2 separate regions of the Homo sapiens genome follow, and region 2 is linked to region 1. Evidence: chromatin contacts called from ENCODE Hi-C or POLR2A ChIA-PET data. All regions are on one chromosome and are shown on one strand. The core of a region is the stretch at or near the end of the contact, and the rest is flanking DNA. Distances in the headings are between cores, read along the strand shown. Region 1 holds the start of LINC01479 (long intergenic non-protein coding RNA 1479). Region 2 has its middle 64 kb from the start of LINC02421.

The links. Hi-C counts contacts between places; a loop is a spot of excess contacts on that map. ChIA-PET counts read pairs that join two places held with the same protein, here RNA polymerase II (POLR2A). Pooled maps may share reads with other maps.
Region 2: a loop to region 1 is called in a map of heart left ventricle, with 2.3 times the contacts of the local background. The contact joins the enhancer-like site here to the promoter of LINC01479 in region 1. A Hi-C loop is called at or near these places in 10 of 168 maps with a recorded cell type or tissue (CD4-positive, alpha-beta memory T cell, Right ventricle myocardium inferior, chondrocyte and 4 more) and 10 of 50 pooled maps. POLR2A ChIA-PET finds 5 or more read pairs at or near these places in 2 of 52 experiments (OCI-LY7 and WTC11).

The regions. Positions count from the first base shown.
Region 1 is chr12:67,926,933-67,933,246 of GRCh38, reverse strand. LINC01479 (long intergenic non-protein coding RNA 1479) reads right to left here and starts at 4,012. Exons shown (of 3, transcript NR_120456.1): 1 at 3,860-4,012; 2 at 858-970.
Region 2 is chr12:67,789,956-67,796,269 of GRCh38, reverse strand. No RefSeq gene overlaps it. Among named protein-coding and RNA genes, the nearest start is that of LINC02421, 64 kb to the right of the region's middle. Within about 2 kb of position 3,914, at least 2 of the 41 ENCODE cell types and tissues checked have a DNase peak (open chromatin) inside an H3K27ac peak, as active enhancers do.

The sequences.
Region 1 (6,314 bases), core at 2,763-5,262:
ATAAATCATTTCTTTTAAAAAATGCTTTCTTTTAACTCTAGTTCATAGCAGTATTCAGAGGAAAGAGTGTTCCTGAGTTGCAAGGATCTTTACTGGAGATTTTTTTCTTCTGACCCTGGTTCTTTGACATGAGTAAGACATAACTGATACTGGGGTGATTCCTGTAACTGGCATAGTTCTAAAATGAAGTGGACACAAACTGTTTTCCATTTAAATATTTTAAACTGGCATATATATATCAATAATGGAAACATCTGGGTACATGCTGAACCTTGAATCTTTGTTGTATTTGTTATTTAAAATACACAGATACCCCACCAGTCAGGGTCTGTGCTGTTCCTTGGGCCTCTTTGCTTTTCCAGCTCAGACCTGGCTTTATATGGTCTGTTTCAAGCTCTTCCAGCCTCCATCTTATCAATACTTCAGAAACCTCTAAGGCAGATAGAGGTAGAGTCAGAAGACCTGGATTTGAATATTCCATCATTTGCTTATTTTGTGACTCTGGGTAAATTATTTGACTTCTCTGAGGTAACTTCTTCATCTACAAAAGTAAGAAAATGCTTAATAATTATTTTTAGTATTAGGCCTTTAATTTTCCATGCAAAGCTCTACTCTCATAATTCATTTTGAATCAATGATGGCTTGAAAAATATCCTAGTCATTTCCCTCTGGTAATTTCCCTCATGCCCCACTTCTACGTTTACCATTGATATCAATATTTGTCAGCATTTAAACAAATTATAATGATCTTCCCCCCAAAGGGATTTTACTATTTTTGTTGTTCAACATTGACATTTTCCCACTTCACATCATTTTTGGAAATGGGTAAATAATGAATAAAATGAGTATTGATATACCTTGCAAGATAAATTGTCTCACCGGAATCAGATCACTTCGTTTCACAGCAGTATTGGAATACTTAATCGAATTTCTCAGTGGAGCCACAGGCATGACTTCATGGGCAAGGCTGCTACAGGAGATCAAGTAGAGGTGGAAGAAGAGTAAAGGAAAGGTGAGAGAGGGTCTGATAGCTACCTGCTGCCCAGGTAAGAATGAGGATAAACAAATGGTTAAGCATCATATGAAAGGCATGGAGTTCTTGGAGGTGTGGGGACCCACAGAGCCAATCAGATGGGCTCCCTGAGGCTACCTGACCAGAACTGTGTGCACCTGATAAGCAGGATGGCTACGTAGGGGCTCGGAGAGGAGAGGAAGGCAATGAAGCTGCCTGCTGGCACAGGATGCCTTCGCCAGCAAGACCAGGAAAGGACAGTGTTCAGGACCCAGCTCAAGCCAGCAGTGGAATATCTGTAGTGAGGAATGGAAGCTCACTGCCCCAACAAAAGTGATGCTGCCACTCAACTCAACCCAGATATTGAATTGTTTCAGTTGTCCAAAGTAACAGTATTCTTTGTGGGCCACTGTGACATGGTAAAACATTTTGTTCCTAGCAGATGGTATAAACTTAGTGAATGTTTGCTGAATTTACTCATTCACTTATTCATTCAAAAATACCTATGAAACTTCTATTTTAGGCCCGACACTATTTTAGAGTATAGAAATATAGTCATGAACTAGATAGGCAAGTCCTTGAAGTCATGGGTTTCTATTCTAGAAGGGGAGTCAGATACCTAAATAAACAAGCAGAATAATATTAGGTAGTGACAAGTGCTTATCATTAGACTTATCTAGAATGATGTTTTAAATACAGTGGTCAGGGGAGTGGTATTTGAGGCCTGAATCATAAAAATTAGCCACCTACCCTAGGATCCATACAAAGAGAACCTCAAGTGGATTCAATAACATGTAATGCTTGCTGATTTGTTCTATCCCTTAAGTAAATCTTATTCTAATATACTTCATTCAAAATAGTTGTTGAACATGTTCCATATTCCAAGTAATGTGTTAGGTGCTAGGGATATAAAAGCAAAGCCATAGCCCCTGCCTTCAAGGAACTGATATTCCAATATGGAGATCCAGAGGTGTGAACAATTACAATAAAAAGTGAGAACTGCCCTGATGATGGAGGCATGGTCAGTGGGAGATTTCTTGAAGAAGTACCTTTATTGTAATGAAGATAGCAAGACTATCTGTGTGTTGGGAAAAAAAATGTCCAGGGGTGTCTCATGTTTCTGCAAGCCTTGTCAACAAAGAGACTTTTATTTGGGACTGCCTTCCAAGAATATTTGTATGGTGAACTTCTTGGAGGTTAGAGGTAGCGTGCCTCTCTCAAGCAGAGAGATTTGTTTCTTAACTAGGATACTAAAAAAAAGGTTTCCTTCTAAGGAAAAAGTTGGGCAGGTTTCCTTATAGCCTCTTTAAAAGCTTGTAGTTTCCTAAGCTCGGGGTTTTTCACCTTTGGTGCAAACCGACTGCGTTTGCAGCATCTACCTTGGCCACCCCCTAATGCCCCATAGGATTTGGAGGACAAGAAGAACCTACATGAATATTGGAGCTGATGCTGCTTGCTGTGCCATGAGTGATAAAGTCCTCTGTGTCTGACTCAGGAATCTGTGTCTTCTGCAAGAATCCATGCAATTGTGGCGGCTCCCTTGTTAGCTTGGAAGCAGACAAAACTTCACACCCTTAATCATTCTTAACATGGTGACAATATTAAAATTATTTCAGGTTTATGAGCTTTATTTTTCTCAGTGGAAAACTTGGGATAAAAATTCTAACTTCACAAACTCATTGTAAGAGACAAATGGAAGGTCATAGGTGTAGCAGAGATGGTTAGCTATTCCCTAATATATGTTCTCTCTCTCTCTCCTCTAACATAGAAATTGTAGTGTGACAAAGGCTACCAGACTGACTAAAACATCTCCTAGCCTCGTTTGCAGCTAGCTGTGATCAAGCAATAAAGCTCTGTCAATGGGGTGTGAGCAGAAACACAACTTGCAGATGATGCTCTTGCAAGGAAGGAAAATTCTCTCCCCTTCACCTTCCCTCCTTCCCATTGCCTGGAATACAGACACAGTGGTAAGACATCTTGGAACATTTGGATGGGAAACACCCTACACATGGCAGAGCACTAAAACAAAAGGAACCTGGAGCCTCTGTCCTCTTGCTGTCACCATTCAAGTCCTGGACTGCAAATATACAGACTGTCACATCAGAAAAAACTTCCCGTCTTGTTAGAGCCACTCCTATTTGGCATGTTTATTGAAGAAATGAACTGGTATTCTAATGAATGGAGGAATGAGAAGATCCGAGTGAGGGATTAGAAAGATGCTATTGGTGATGGTAGAGAAAAGAAAATAGAGCCAGATAAATTAGGAGGGAGATCACCTAGCTGCCAAGTAATGGGTTATTTTTCAGAGGTTTTGAATGTTGGCAAATCTTTAAGTCTTACCTGGTCTGTGGACTCTTACAAGAAGTTTGAATTCCATAGTCAAATTAGGAACACACTGACTTAAACATAATTCTTTATTATAGGTAGTACAAGTGTTTTCAGCACTAAAAGATTTTATGCCTCTTAAAAGAGAGGGCTGAAAATAAAGTATTCCTCATACTTATCTGAAAATGAGACCTTTCATCTAAAACTAGTGTTCATGGCCACTAGAGGACACATGATCCAATGCCTATGGGATTTAAAGACGTCTCCCAGCCCTCTTAGAAATTTGTAACCTGCAGTAACACCCAAATAGTCAACAAAGCAATTCACAAAGGTATTTGTCAGATAGGATGAAATAGACATGTGTGCATGACACATACACACCCTTTTCCAAACCAGAGCCAAAAGTTGCAGATACACCAGAAACCATGCGGTATCAATTTTCCCCTCTAAAGAGTTCAGCTTTGTTTTTGTTCCAAGGTGTGAATGAATAGCACAAGGACTGAAAAGGATAACAGTTCCTACCTTGATTCCACTTGAAGATCTTCATGAAGAAAGTCCTTGCTGGAACCTGAGCAGACTGAATACTAATTTCTCTTAGCAAGACATTACACTGCATGGTGGATGGCCTTCTTGCTCAGGAAGTTCATGACAATCCAAGAGGCAAAATGAAAGGAGGCAGAACAGAGCATGTAAAGTCAGAATCTTGTGACTTTGGCCCTGAGAGTGTTTGATCTGGCAGGAACTATTTTCCATGAGTAACCGAGTCCTGTATAGCACTTATGGGATCAAATGGCAGTATAAATTGGATCAACAGTTAATGTCTTAATTCTCTCCATGACCAATGTGAGGAAAAGTAATTCTATTTAAATCCTTCATAGAAAAATACTTCATGCAGAATCCTGGGGGGAAAAGAATTAAAAATTGTGATCTCATGTCAAATATTCCTGCAGTTTTCTCAACAGTACAGTTAATCCTTTGGGCTGGCAAAAGCAGGTTTTCTTTCATTATTTTGGTCTGTATTGGCAACGAAGTTATTAGGTGCAAAAGAAACACACACAGAGATGTCACACCACACTTGACACTGTCACTGTGGTGACAAGGTTTTCTCCAGCTGTCAGTGTCAGAAGGATTTCATTCTGTTTGATGCCACACGGTTTTGTGGTGAGAAGTGGCAGGCAAGCCCTTTTATTCCTTGTAATGTCTTCATTAATAATAGCAGTCATCAATTACCAGAGAAAAGGAGTACAAAATAAATTGTAAACATTATAACCTGGGGTCTTTATGGAGGATCTTTTATATTGTTTCATGGAATTGGAGGTGAATTCAGCAATAGGATTTTTGAACTCTGGAAAGATAGGGGGAAGCTTCCATTTCTTATATGCATGTTGGTCACATAAGACATCAGTCTGTGTGCACAGTTTCCTCATTTTCTTCAATGGTCTGGGTCATTACTTACCCAACAATCTGAAAAAAAAGTACAAATTATGTGTCTAAGTCTATACAATGAGAAGGTGACTTCTTTTTAAGAGCCATGAGAACTTCTCAGAATAAGAATCTCTTTTACAAACCAGTGGAAATCTATCAATCTTAGTTTGGGGGATACCAGGTAAGGTTTCTTCTTTGTAGGGTTTCTGGAGCTTTTAATGAGATGATGCATTCTGTGAAGCTTTAAGGGAAAAAGAAAATATACAGTTTCCTGAGTTTGTTTCATCACAGAAACATTTGTTATGGGCCTAGATAGTTCCATGAAACCTCTATTTTGGAAAGGCTAAAGGAATTAGTTAATCCATTAGCTTTTATATCTAATAAGCACATACTGTGCCTACAAAGAAACAAAAGTTTTCAAGAAACGCCCTCTTAACCTGGCAGTCGGACCAAAGTCCACATTCTTGGTGAGGAAGTTAGGCCTAACAATGTTTTAGCAGAGATATAATTTGATCCTTGGGACTATTTAAGAATACAGCAGTAAAAGTTGCTTACTTTGAGCTGTGGCAGAGATGGGCTGCAGGATTTGTGCAATTCTCATCTCACTGGTTGGAATTCTCTTCTCTCCTATTTGAGAAAATACAGTGTGAAAAAGTCACGTTCCTGCAAGGGTAGAACTCACAGTCTCTAAAATATGACCTAGTGATTCAAAAAGATTGGTACTTTGCTGTTTGACAACATTTTTCAGTGAACCATCACACTTTAAAATAGCCCTGTATAGAGCCCTGACTCCAAGGATCCTGAAAGTATCCCAGAGAGGCTTTTACCATTGGTGGGTGTGTGTGTGCAGGCGTGCATGTGCAAATTCACCCACATGTACAGGCTCTGGATTAGAGGCCGGGAGGAGAATCCAGAGAAGGAAAAACAGACCACACCTCCCCGAAGTCTTCAAAGCTGGTAAGAATTCCCAAGACAGCAGTTCTTTTGAAGCTCCCCACATGCCGTTTTATGGGTTTTTGGTTTTCAAATTAACATAGACTATGAACACCAGGATTTAGCCTCATGGATTTTTGCCCTATGCTATAGAGAAGTCTTCACTTGGCATCTTGGTTTACTGCCTGTGGGAAAATATGACAGGCAATTATAATGTCCTTTTAGTTATAAGCTGAAGTAGGAGTAATATTTTAAAAATATATAAAGCAAATATAGAGGCAGCTTAGCATAGCAGTTAAGAATAGAGATTCTAGAACCATTTTGCCTGAGTTTGAACCCAAATTCTGTGCCCTTGGGCAAATCATTTAAATGTGCTATGCCTCAGCTTCCTTGTCAGTAAAATGGGTCTGATTACAGAACCCCCCGCAGACTGTCATAGGGTTACGTGAGTTCATATCTGGAAAGCTCTTAGAATAGTGCCTGATACTTAATAAATGTTTATTACATTTTAAAATATTTTTAAATATGGTTTTCAGCCAGGCACGGTGGCTCATGCCTGTTATCCCAGCACTTTGGGAGGCCAAGGTGGGTGGATCACCTGAGGTCAGGAGTTCAAGAC
Region 2 (6,314 bases), core at 2,665-5,164, 140 kb after region 1:
TTTAATGAGCGTAAGCTCTAAAGAGGGTTTTCGTCTAGGTAGTAGGATTGTGTGTATTTTATCATTTTCATTTTATTATCATTTCTAAATCTATGTTACTTTTATAATAAGGAAATTTTTTTAAATTTTACTTTAAGTTCCATGATACATGTGCAGAATGTGCAGGTTTGTTACATAGGTAGACGTGTGTCATGGTGGTTTGCTGCACCCATCAACCCGTCATCTAAGTTAAAAATGAGTTTAAAAAATAAACATCAAGATCAGTAGAGGAGAGAAAATCATGATGCTGAAGAACAGGTAGACTTAGGGTCATCAAAATTGCAAATAAAATAGAGTAAAATGTGATGGAAATGTGTAGTAGGTTTGAGAAAATCCAAGAGTATTTAATCTGGGTACCCCATGCCTTTGCTCCTCTGATCTAGAATTTCTTCCCCACAGCCCACCTCTATTCCCATATGCTTAAAACTTCCTCCTACTTCTCTAGCTCTGCTTTTGAAAATTCCTGTAATTTTCAGAATCACATTAAACATTTTATTATAACTTTTTAAAAGCAGCCACATTTTATTTTCCACTCAATGTTGTTCTTTTCTAGTTCTTTCCATTTTTCCCCCTTCTAGTTTGAAAACTCTTTGTGCATAGAAAATATCCCTACAGCACTGTTTTTTTCTGTGTACTTTATCCCCATTTGAGTCTTGCCATAAAAGGGAACATAATTAGTATAGTACCTTGCATTCAGTAGGCATTCAATAAACACCTATCACAATTGTCCACATGACCTTTTCCTTCTTTACCAGACTGTAAATTTCTCCTTGGATGAGTCACGTCCTCCCAGTCTTTATACCGCCTCTAGTAACTTATGATAGCTTACATATATAATAAGAACTCAATAAATGGTTAACAAAACAAGTGACCAAATTAAGAGGTCTGATTCTGGCTTCTTCTATGTTTCCTGGGAAATTCTAAGCCATTTGTGTTTCCCTTTTACTTCAGGAGTCCTCAATGGGGGGCCAGCTTGACTGCCCAGGGAATACCTGGCAATGTCTTGAGACATTTTTTGAAAGTCATGACTGGGGAGTGAGGAAACTGTTACTGGCATCCAACTGCTCCTGTATAAAGACCATGGATGATGCTGAAAATGCCACAATGCACAGGGCACCCTCCCACAGCAGGAATCTAGCCCAAAACGTTGGTCGTGCTGAGGTTGAGAAACCCTGCTTTCCCTCCCGCTGTACATCTAAATGCCATCAGCACATCATACGAGTGTTTTTTTTCTTCTCTTTTCCTGCCCCATCACACACATACATAGCTTTTAGAGAAAGAATCTCCAAGACTAAGACTAGAAGTGTTCAAGTCTATCTGGGCCCAATTTTGTCACCTATTTACTGATGGATAAGACCTGCCCCACCTACCTTTGAGGGCGATTGTGAGGATAAAATAGAAGAATATATCTTCAAATCCTTTTAGAAACAAATGGAATATATTAATTAACTCTGCCAAGATACATACTGAGGGAGAAATGGGATATTTTGTAGAACATGAATATCATTCCCTCATCAATAAACACATTTATTTTCTACTCTAAGTCATCCAACAAGCATTTATTAAGCACCATCCATACAGAATAAAAAATGCTACTAGACTTTTGATGGAAAGAAATCATACAGTTTTAGAACATGAAGGTGAAATTGTAATTATTTCTGGGCTCCAGGCAACTAGAAATGTTTTTATTAAGCTTAAAAATGCTTTCCTTATTTCTCTATGTGAGCATGAACCAGGGTTGCAGAAAGTATACCGGAATTAAAGCCAGAACTCATTACCATACTTATGTAATCAGACAGAAATCACTTTTGTTGAAGATTTTGCTGAAGTCTTATTTATATGAACTCTGCCTCCTTTGGTTTGGCTGCCAATATCTAAGGCTCTTGAATTCCTAATCTATACATCACATATGCTGAGAGCTCACATCCAAGGAGCTGCCCAAAGAAAACACCAGAGTCTTCTGAATGAAGGGGCTTCTCAGAACTTAGGAATTTAGATCTTATACAGAGCGTTTGAACATAGAAAGGCATGAGCAGTTGTTTGTTTGCTTGTTTGTTTGTTTCTTAAGTTTTAAGTTCAGGGGTACATGTGCAGGTCTGTTGATAGGTAAACATGGGGGTTTGTTGTTCCGTGACATTAAGTACATTCACATTGTTGTGCAATCAACTCTACCATCCTTCTCTAGAACTCTTGTTTATTTCTTTTTTTTCTATTTAACTTTTATTTTAAGTTCAAGAGTACATGTGCATGTTTGTTTCATAGGTAAACTTGCGTCATGGGGGTTCGTTGTGCAGATTATTTTGTTACCCAGGTATTAAGCCTAGTACCCACAGTTATTTTTCCTGATCCTCTTCCTCCTCCCACCCTCCACCCTCTGATGGGCCCCAGTGTGTACTGTTTCCCTCTATGTGTCCATGTGTTCTCATCATTTAGCTCCCATTATAAATGAGAACATGCAGTACTTGGTTTTCTGTTCTTACATTACTTTGCTAAGGATAATGGCCTCCAGCTCCATCCATATTCCTACAAAGGACATGATTTCATTCATTTTCATGGTTGTATAGTATTCCATGGTGCATATGTACCAGATTTTCTTTACTCATTCTACCATTGATGGGCATTTAGGCTGATTTCATATCTTTGCTATTGTGAACAGTGCTGCAGCAAGCATACATGTTCATGTGTCTTTATAATAGAACAATTTATATTCCTTTGGGTATGTACCCAGTAAAGGGATTGCTGGGTGAAATGGTATTTTTATTTTTAGGTCTTTGAGGAAACCTTGGACTGTTTTCTATAATGGCTGAACTAATTTACACTACCACCAACAATGTATAAGCATTCCTTTCTCTCCACAACCTCCCCAGCATCTGTTATTTTTTGACTTTTTTGTAATAGCAATTCTGACTGGTGTGACATGGTATCTCATTGTGGTTTTGATTTGCATCTATAACCAATTGTTTTAAGACAAACCAGGTACATTAATTCTTTAGTCAGTTTCCAAAGCATTGGCTTGATATGTCTGGATAGTCTAAAATACATATTATTGTGTCTCAAGGAATCTAAAACCCACTAATTCTGTTATGGCAGAACCATAATTCTATGCGCATGCTTAAGAGGCTTATTTTTTACATTGTGTTCTCCAGTTTTTTTCCTCAATTTATGGCAAATTTTTTTGCAAATTGAGTATTGAAAATAACAGCTAGTGGGGAGCTCTGGAGGAAGAACAGCTGTTTTTAAACATCTATGAGAAAACAAAATGCCAAACACACTTACGACAATTTTGAGTCAAAAGGGTAGCTGAGTGAATTGATAGCTTTGTCATCTGTTCAATGAATATTTATAGAATGACTTTTAAATAAATATAGCAAAAGGAAGCTAGTGAGTTACAGATAAGGAAATAAAGAAGAGCTTGCAATGTATCTGGGAAGATATATACCAGCATGAAAATGTCATCTGAGTGGCTTCCAAGATGGCCGAATAGGAACAGCTCCGGTCTGCAGCTCCCAGTGTGATTGACCCAGAAGACAGGTGATTTCTGCATTTCCAACTGAAGTACCTGGTTCATCTCACTGGGACTGGTTGGACAGTGGATGCAGCCCGCGGAGGGTGAGCCAAAGCAGGGTGGGGCGTCACATCACCGGGGAAGCACACGGGTCAGGGGATTTCCCTTTCCTAGCCAAGGGAAGCTGTGACAAACTGTACTTGGAGGAATGGAACACTGCTGACCAAATACTGTGCTTTTCCCACAGTCTTAGCAACCGGTAGACCAGGGGATTCCCTCCCGTGCCTGGCTTGGCAGGTCCCACGCCTACGGAGCCTTGCTCGCTGCTAGCGCAGCAGTCTGAGATCAACCTGCGAGGCTGCAGCCTGGCAGGGGGAGGGGCATTCACCATTGCTGAGGCTTAAATAGGTAAACAAAGTGGCCGGGAAGCTCAAACGGGGCAGAGCCCACGGCAGCTCAGCAAGGCCTACTGCTTCACTAGACTCCACCTCTGTGGGCAGGGCATAGCTGAACAAAAGGCAGCAGACAACTTCCGCAGACTTAAACATCCCTGTCTGACAGGTGTGCAGAGAGCAGTGGTTCTCCCAGCACAGTGTTCGAGCTCCAATAACAGTCTCCTCAAGTGGGTCTCTGAACCCCCTGTAGCCTGACTGGGAGACACCTGCCAGAGACAAGATTAGAGAAAAAAGAGTGAAAAGAAATGAACAAAGCCTCCAAGACATATTGGACTATGTGAAAAGACCAAATGAAAAGACCAAATCTACGTTTGATTGGTGTACCTGAAATTGATGGGGAGAATGGAACCAAGTTAGAAAACACTCTTCAAGATATTAGCCAGTAGAACTTTCCCAACCTAGCAAGGCAGGCCAACTTTCAAATTCAGGAAATACAGAGAGTACCACAAAGATACTCCTCAAAAACAACAATCCCAAGACACAATTTAATTGTCAGATTCACCAGTGTTGAAATGAAGGAAAAAATCTTAAGGGCAGCCAGAGAGAAAGGTTGGGTTACCCACAAAGGGAAGCCCATCAGACTAACAGCAGATCTCTCGGCAGAAACCCTACAAGCCAGATGAGAGTGGGGGCCAATATTCAACATTCTTAAAAAAAAGAATTTTCAACCAAGAATTTCATATCCAGCCAAACTAAGCTTCATAAGTGAAGGAGAAAATGTCATCTGTCACCGACAATGAATGCGATATGTTAAGTGAACAGCAGAGTCAGTAATTTCTATAGGTGAGAAGAAAGATTACATGAGATTTAGAGTGACAGGAAAAAATTCATAGGAAATAAAAAAAAAAACCTGGCCTTGACTTGGGTGACAGGTAGACTTTGGCCAGGTGAAAAGGAAGGGAAGGAGAAATATTTTTGAGAGGAGCACTAATGAAAAAAAAAAGATGCAGAGGTAGAAATTGTTAATTCATTCAAAATAGGGATCATTAAGTTATTATAATGTCCAAGATGCTATGATAACTTTCATGGATACAAAATTGAATTAACCATACTCCGTACCCTTACAGAGTGCACATCTAGTTAGAGGACACAATTATAACTACCAGTACTACAGTACAGGTTCTCCAAAGTGAGGGGCAGACTTTCCAGGAAATGTGGAAGATGATCTTTTGGTACACAGAATAAAATAATAGATTTTCCAGTTACATTGTTTTTTAATTTTTATCATTTTAAATTTGTATATGTTTTATGTATAAAATGCAGTACTATATAGTATGCTTACATAATTTAAAAATAAGAATACATATTTTAGTGATGAGTGCTCAGAAATATTTGCTGATAATAGAGCAAGACCAAAAACTACTGTCATGGACTGGATGTCCAGGTCATGTTACACATGCCACACTGGTAGTGTAAAAAAATCCTCTGAGAGCCAGACTCCTGAAGTGGGGGAACATCCACAGGGTGCTGGAGGAGAGGGTGAGGAGGAAGGGATGGAGAGCAATGGATATAGATCAGAGACTGGGACGACATTTAGAAGGTCATGAGTAGCTTAATCTCACAAAAGCCTACAGGTCTTATAGATGATATGCGACTACTAAACCAGGCTGCCTTTCTGACAGTGCAAAGATAAATTGTCATCTGTAGAGGAGTCAGTCATACCTCATTCAAAAATGCTGTAGAAATTGTAGCTAGATAATTAGCCCATAAGAAGGCCAATTTTTTTTTACAAGTTCTTTGATTCTAAACTAGGTATAAGAGTCCCACCCGTTACCGTAAGTTAAACCTTCATGATTCATATCCTTTTGAAGCTTCTATCCACAAACTGTAATATTCTCTATTCAAGAAAGAAGACTTCCATTAAGAAACCCATAAGGCTGAAGTCCTCTAGCCTGTTACTTCCAAATAAGCTACACTCTGAACAGAAGACACTGCCAAGGTTAAATCATTCCTACTGTCTACCAAAGCCCCCTTAACTTGTCAGAGAAAAGACTACACACACATTAATGCTCAATCTTTATACTCAATTTAGCTCTTCTCCAGTAGAAAGTCAAGTTCCTTGTTTCTCTGATTTAGCCCTGATATGAATATGGATGAAAATCAATTTACAAAACACTGCATCCAAGCCCAGAGGAAACACTGCTAAATACCTTTATTTTGTTACTCTGAAATATGAGAAGCGCTAGAAATAAACCCTAGTGACAGAAGGAGCTCATATAGTTGGAGATGCCATTGTATGGCAGAACATCATAGGATTACTGTAATTATGTTGCACTAATATACTACTGAGTTTTAGGACACAGAAACAAATCCAT